Linked DNA regions of Homo sapiens: region 2 is linked to region 1. The links are chromatin contacts, found by Hi-C or POLR2A ChIA-PET in ENCODE. All regions are on one chromosome and are shown on one strand. Each heading gives the region's core, a stretch centred on a gene start or an enhancer-like site at or near the end of the contact. The rest is flanking DNA. Distances are from core to core; before and after follow the strand shown.

Evidence for each region. A loop is a pair of places that touch in the nucleus more often than their neighbours do. ChIA-PET counts read pairs that join two places held with the same protein, here RNA polymerase II (POLR2A). Pooled maps may share reads with other maps.
Region 2: a map of gastrocnemius medialis shows a loop between it and region 1 (2.4-fold over the local background). The contact joins two enhancer-like sites. A Hi-C loop is called at or near these places in 1 of 168 maps with a recorded cell type or tissue (gastrocnemius medialis) and 1 of 50 pooled maps. POLR2A ChIA-PET finds 5 or more read pairs at or near these places in 1 of 52 experiments (activated CD4-positive, alpha-beta T cell).

The regions. Positions count from the first base shown.
Region 1 is chr21:15,119,736-15,123,446 of GRCh38, forward strand. It overlaps LOC107985483 (a long non-coding RNA gene), which reads right to left. Exons shown (of 4, transcript XR_001755094.2): 2 at 2,623-3,711. Among named protein-coding and RNA genes, the nearest start is that of LINC02920, 55 kb to the left of the region's middle. RefSeq lists an enhancer at 1,480-1,996 and a silencer at 2,573-2,867. Within about 2 kb of position 1,961, at least 11 of the 41 ENCODE cell types and tissues checked have a DNase peak (open chromatin) inside an H3K27ac peak, as active enhancers do.
Region 2 is chr21:15,288,453-15,291,990 of GRCh38, forward strand. No RefSeq gene overlaps it. Among named protein-coding and RNA genes, the nearest start is that of LINC02920, 220 kb to the left of the region's middle. RefSeq lists an enhancer at 2,006-2,535. Within about 2 kb of position 2,264, at least 2 of the 41 ENCODE cell types and tissues checked have a DNase peak (open chromatin) inside an H3K27ac peak, as active enhancers do.

The sequences.
Region 1 (3,711 bases), core at 711-3,210:
CATTTTACTAAGTGGGAAATACTATTGATCTAACAAGATCCGTTGAATAATGAAAGGGGTCCATTTTTATATGTTACTCCCTCTAGCAAGGTTGAATAAATATGCCAGTGAAACATGGAAGAATGGATTTTTATAGTTTCAGATACTTACATAGTTTTAGATATATACATAGTTTTAGACAATTTGTTAGTAGGCTCAGAAATAATGTTTTAATTGCCTATATCCCCATAGTACAGTGCTAGACAATGTTTAGGATATGTTTAACAAATTATTAATTCTTTTTAGGAGCTTAAAATAAGGGGCTAATGACAATGATACAGACAAATGCATGAAAATGTTGTAAACCACAAATAAAATAATGTTCAAATATAAGTACTTTTGGTCCATTACAAATGTGGAAGATATATACTTATAATGAGAGGATAGAAAGAAAATACCTTAACTCTTATTATGAAGTAAGTTCTCGATGCTAACATAATATATTGAAAAATTCTTAAATATATATGACAAGTGAATCTATCTATCTATCTGTCTATCTATCTATCTATCTATCTATCTATCATCTATCTATCTATCCATCCATCCAATGGGAGAAGATGTAAAGTGAAATAGCCATAGGAAGAGGGGAGTAAGCATAAATGGAATTGTTGTACATCAGCAGACATGACTGTGATTCATTCAGAGGGTATTCAAGAAGAAGGGAGAAAATGGTTATAGTATGGCATTAAAAATATTATAATGGAATACTTTGCAATTGAGTGAGAGAATCTAACATATGAATTATAGGGCAAATTAAAAAAATTATATGGCCTCAAAAAAATCTGGCATACACAAAATGACAGGTGAAAAAGATAACTTTGGCAGAAGAACTGAACACTTACAGGAAATAAATGCTGTAACTTGGGATTCTAGGGAGATTCATATCCAAACAGGGAATGAGGATTACACATAAACCATCATAAGACAAAATTCACAGTTTAACAAGTCAAATTGTAATGTTACATTGAAATAATACATTGCAATAATACATTGCCTTACTTCCAATTATATCCTCCAAGTTAGTATGATTTGGTCATGAAAATGACAAAAAATAAACAGACAATGAAACAACAAATTCACTTGTTGGACCACCTTAATGATCAAATTAAGCAATAATACACAAATTCTTTTGTACAGCTATCACTCAACAAATATTAATTGGCTACTCTTTGCTATACATCAGAACAAATAGTTACCATACAAAATACCAGTTGAACACAGAGTACTTTAAAAAATTATTCTGCACAAATATTGCAAAAATCCATCGAAGTGTTGAAAGGAAGGCAAGTCAGATTCAAAAAATGTCATGAGTGAAAAAAACAGATTTAATTGGGAACTGTAAATAGAAATTGAAAAACAACCAAGCGTCATGAGGAGTTTTATTTGGGAGCTTCATTATTTATGTGTTCTTTGCCGACATGTAGAATTTGGAGGTGGTAAAAGTTAAAGACAGAGGAAAAATTTCTGTGTAATAGGAGTTGGTCATGCAACTTGTCTCACAGCCAGATGCAAGTGCAGGTCTGAGGTGAATAGAGAAATTGACCTATGGGATATGTGCATTCATTCAACTTTTTTTTTGAGTCCATGCTATTTTGCAAACACTCTCTAGGCAATGGGGTTCTAACATGAGTGAAGCATGGCCTCTGCAGTCAGTGAGGCAGCCATGCAGTAAACAGCTAAGTGGCAAGGCAATGGGGGTAGCCCCATGGAAAGCGGAAGCCCAATGGAATGAGGGGTGGAAGGGCCTCGAAAGCACATGAGATGAGAGGCAGAGACTAAATGAGGAAAGAGGCTCAGAAGCCAAGAAGAGAGAGTTGTATAATTGGTTATCAGCCGTGTCAAATTCTGTACATAGGTCAAGGAGCATCAAGATGGAGAAGTGCCATTGCGTTTTGGCAGTGAGTATGTTACTGGAGACCTTGGCAAGGCTGGCTTCTGGGAAGTGGCGTGGGTTAGAGCAGGACTGGATCAGGTTCAGGAGCGTTTTCACTGAGGAACTGAATGCATCTGGTGCACTCTAGGAGTTGGGAGAGGAATGGTGGGGAAACAGTTGTTAGAGGGTGTAGGGATTTCTTGAGACCCAGGGATATCTGAGACTCAGCAGGATCCAAATACAGACTTTTTAGCTCTATTTTGTGAAAAACAGAGCTTTTCCCAGCAGCAAGGAAACAGCATTTACATCTTGAAGCAGGCTTTGTTGAGCTTGTTTGTTCTATCTGGCAATGAGTCACTGTAACACTGACCCTGCCATTGAAGTCAGCAGATTCTATTTGGAGAGCTTTGTGATTGTGGGGGGAAGTTGTTTAAAAAGTTAACAAAAACATCTACTCTCCCTGATCTGCTAAACACCTGTGTGCATTAGTTTTGATGACTATTAGCTCAAGAGCATGGGAATGCTATTTTTGAGTAAAAAAAGGGAAGCCTCATCAGAAGAAGTTAAATGTACATGACACAGGAAAAAGTTATAATATTTTCTATTTTGGTTTCTACTCATTTGAAAAGAGTTTTAAAGAGAAAAGTGTAATAGTTCTGCCGACCGCCAACCTCAATTAAAATGCTAAGTACAAGTTGCAGTTTCCCTACCTCTGCCAGAGGGAATATGTCCAAAGTGACCAGCCACCTGTTTCCTTTTGTAAGAGCTCAAGACTGCGGCCCCGTCCAGCATACTCCTCACTGACACTAAATATCAGTGTGATGATGAATCAAAAGTCAACAGCAGCAGAGCTTTATTTACCAAGAAATGACACTTAGTAAGGTCATCTCTTTTGGAGAGGACATTGCAATCATTTAAGTTGATAAAGATATTGGTGATTTATCAACCTCAAATAAGGCATGAGGAACATGCCTGTTAAGGGGTACCCAACTTGGCTGTTTCCAACTTGCTTAAATATATATGCCCACAGGCTGGCTGATGTTTGAGATGTTTGAGGGATAGTAATAGCACATGGTCTGTGATGGCTTAGCTAGGCACAGTGAAGGTCATAGAACTAGAAACTTAAGAATCAATTATGAAACAGGTTAAAGTTGCAGTCTATAAGAGAGTGGCTTTGGAGGCAGTAAGACTTGGGTTTTAATGATAGCTGTGCCATTTACTAGCTGTGGGACATCAGTCAAATAACTTAAATTTCAAAGGCTCTGTTTTCTCATCTATAATATAAAATAGAAATAATAGTAGTGCCTCAGGGCTGTTTTAAGGATTAAATGATAGCACGTGGAGCATAACCCAGGACCAGGCATACAGTAAACGCTTCATAAAATGATAGCTATTATATATCTTAAATCAAGCATCCTCAATTCCTTGTTGATAAGAAAAATAACAAACCACTAGCATTTGGTTAAAACCATGAGAGCTAATGTGAAAATGGATGTATTAAACAGCTTGCCATAAAAATGCTACATTTTTTCAAACAATTGAGATATGTCTAAAAGAAAAGAAGTGAGCACCATAAAATTGAACCTAATCTAAAGGGATTGAAGCAACAGCATTTTAAACAGCAAATAGAACCCACAAAGAAAATCCAAAAGTTATAAAAGTTTTATTCACTTTTACAATTTAATAAGATTCTGATTTTACTAACATTAAAAAATAAAATCATCTCTATTAAATGTAAAATTAGCTTTATTATACATATAAAGAGTCTCACTGCTGTTGTTCAAATTAATAGTAAAAAA
Region 2 (3,538 bases), core at 1,014-3,513, 170 kb after region 1:
AGGGCCTGAATAGCATAAAAGGGGAAAGAAGGGGCAATTTGTCGCTTTTTGCTTCTGGCCTGCCTGCTTGAGCTGGGACACCATGGACTGAGATTTACACCACCGGCTCCCCTGAATCTCAGGCCTTCAGACTCAGACGGAAATTAGCCACTGGCTTTCCCGGGGATTCAGCTTGCAGTTGGCAGATCATGGGACTTCTCAGCCTTCATAATTGAGTGAGCCAATTCCTCATAACAGATCTCTTCCTATACACATCCTTTTGGTTCTGCTTCTCTGAGGAACCCTGACTGATATAACATCCTTCCCCCATACTCTAGGACCTTGATCACCACTTAGGTCCCCTTTTTGTAAATATTCCACATTTCGTTTTTCTTCTGAAACCCTCCTCCAGAGTTATACTGATATGCCCGAGTCTTCCTCACCCTCAAAAATATGTTATTTTATCCCTACATCCTATTTAAGCAACTTATTAATTCCTCTGTCAGGGGGTGAGGGGAGGTTAAAAAAAAAGAAAAAAAGAACACACTTACTGGCTGTATATTCTCGAGTTTCAAACAGTCCTTCACTTATTACAATCTAGTGTTCTTTCTCTTCACCCTAAGAAGACTGTTCTCCCTTTAGCCACAAATGACATTCTCATCACCAAATCTTTTGCTTTTGGTCACATTGCTTAATTTCCCTACAGTATTTGATGCTTGATATTATTTCTTGTAGGAATTCTGTGGTACTAATGTCACGAGATTCTTGGGCATCACTTCACCAGCCGGGAACTTCTGTGGCCAGTGGCACCTTTGCCCAAGTTTTGCTTGGGCCTGCTGGGCTTGCTCCACCCACTTGGCCTGGCAGGCTGCACTCAGCTCACACTACCAGCCTGGATCCCATGCCTGCCAAGGATGAGCCAGGCACAGAGCGGTGAGGGGTGCATGAGCAAGCGTGGGGTCCGGGCACTGCGCACAAGTCAGGAATGCTGGCTGTGGCTGGGCACGCAGCTCCCGGTGCCAGCACGGGTGCCGGCTCCCTGCAAGGTTGCGGCTTGACCAGGTGTATTGCAAGCAGCTTCCATAGCTGGCACCGGGGACAGTGGTGGTACCCAGAAGCTTGGAGATGGCAGGAACCGCGGAGCCCCAAAGAGGGTGTCACAGCCCTGGCCTGGGGACGTCCTAGGTCTGGGCTCCCTGAAGGACTGCAAGTCTTCTCTCCTTCTCTCTTCTCTTCTTCTTGTCACCTGCTACATGATGAGCAAGGGACATGTTTCAGTCCTGTTTGTGTTACAGCTCTTTTAGCCCCTCTGTTCGGTGGTTCCTGAGTTCTCGTCCTGTGTCCAGGAAGAATGAGGTATGTAGACAAATGAAGGGTGAGCAAGGCAAAGAAGAGTTTTATTGAGCAACAGAATAGCTCAGAGGAGACCCACAGTGGGCAGCTCCTGTGGTGTTTAGCTCCTCTCCGCAGACAGGGTGTCCTGACAAGTGTCGAGCTCTCAGTAGATAGGAGACCTTAGGGTGGGTAATTCCTCTCTGCAGTTGGTGGTCCCATCAACTCTCCGAGTCTGGCTGAGTGGGTGGGTCGGGGTGGAGGCGGTTACGGGCTTCAGAGGGAGGAAGTGCATGCTGATCAGTCCATGGGCAGCCGTAGATGGGCCCAGACAAAGCACCATAGGTTACCACTTCCTCTGTGGGACAGGCAGTCCTGCCCCCAGGCTTCAGGCCTTCCTTGCTTGAAGGTGGGGTTTCACGGGGGACCTGCCCCTTTCTGCCCAGGAGCCTGTCTGCCTCCGGCTGCTGTTCATGGTGCCCAGGCTGTTCGTGCTGAGGGGAGCCTGCAGGCCAGTGACGAGCTACCCTCAGCATCACCTCAGCCTCCCTCCTGTGCTCATCGGGGCCCGAAGTCTGGGGGGGCCTGAGGCAGCAGGGGGCTGGCGTGTCAGCATTGCCTCTAAAGAGCACACACCCAGCCGGGTTGTGACAGTGCCCAGGGTTGGCCTCAACTTTGCTCTGAGATCGGAGTCGGCGCTGGGAGCAAGGAAAGGCCAGGCAGCGGGAGCACACACTTCCGAGCCTGCAGGAGCAGGGGACCTTCCCGGGCCTGAGAGTGCAGAGATGCCAAGGTCCACAGCCACAGCTTGGGCAGCTTCAGCTGCACCCTGTAGGGTGGGGCTCCTGCCTGCTCCCGGCCCCTAAGAGTACAGGGAGGCCTGGGTCTGCAGCTGCGCCCAAGGAGTGCGAAGCTTCCACCCTGTCAACTGAGAAGGGGGTGGGGCTTCTGTCCCGGCTCCCACCGGCTACACGCAGCACAGAGCCCTAGCCACGCCTCCCCGAGTGCAGCTGGAGTCATGGCAGCAGCTGCTCTAGACGGGCCACCGCTGCCATCACTAATCTCTTCTAGTTTCTATTTGCTTTTCCGCCTTTCAATGGGCTCACCTATTGCATTGTGTGGGTGTTCCCTCAGTATATAAAGGTACGATCCTTGATCTTCATTTCTTTTCTTTTACAGCAGCCGTACATGATCCCATTTTTATCAACAGCTTTATCTTATATTATGAGCTATATTTCCACGTGCAGATGACTTCTCAATCTGTATGTCCAGTCATCTCCCGTTGTCATTTCCTTCAGTCCATTCTGACCTTTATCTTTTATTAATAAAAAGAATGCACTGCTTCCTATCTCTACCTCATTTAAACACCCCTGATGTTTGTAGGATACAGGTCAAACTGTTTAGTGTGGTGTAAAGTCCACCAGCATCTGGATTCTCATCTTCTACTATTCATAGCTGCATGTACTCTCCTCCAATCATATTGGAATTCTTATGATAATCTTTTCTTCTGCAATATTTGTGTACCGTTAGCCTCTCCCCTCCACCCCAGCTCAAACTCTGAAAAAAGTTTCATGACCATGGATTGTATAATACAGATATTGAAAATACTAATATCAGTCTATTTTGTAATCACCTTGTTGGTGCCTTGAGGCAAAGCCACACTTTTCTCCCTGAAAAAGAAAAAAATGTGATCATTGTCAAACATCTTGGGAATTTTTTCAATATGGGACAAGCAATAAGGTATGTGTTTGATCTGGGGATTGGAGAAACATCTTACTTCCTCACGACCAGGGACTTCCAGGCATGGTATTAATCTAGAATTCTAGGTTGAGTGTCCACAATACAAATTCTGATGTGAGAGGATTTGCATGTAAGTGGTTTATGGAGAGGAAATAGGAAAGGGTACAGGAGAAGCAGGTTACATGAGGGGAAAAAAGCCAAGAAAGGGTGTAATTTCAGGTAAAGTCCCAGCCTGGCTCTACCCTCTGGGGAAGTCTAGAGTGTATATTCCACCTCAGACATTGCCCTGCCTTGAGGCAAATGGGCTTGAATTGCATCTGCTTGCAGCAGCAGTTAGTCATTGGCTACAGGCTGGGAAAGGTGGATAGGAATGAGGATTTGTAAACTCCAGATACTTCCAGCTTTGCTTCTGGCACTCAAGAGCAGGCCACTGAAAAACTGCAGGTGCAAGCAGTTAGTAGATCACAGAGCTGGGAATGGCATAAAA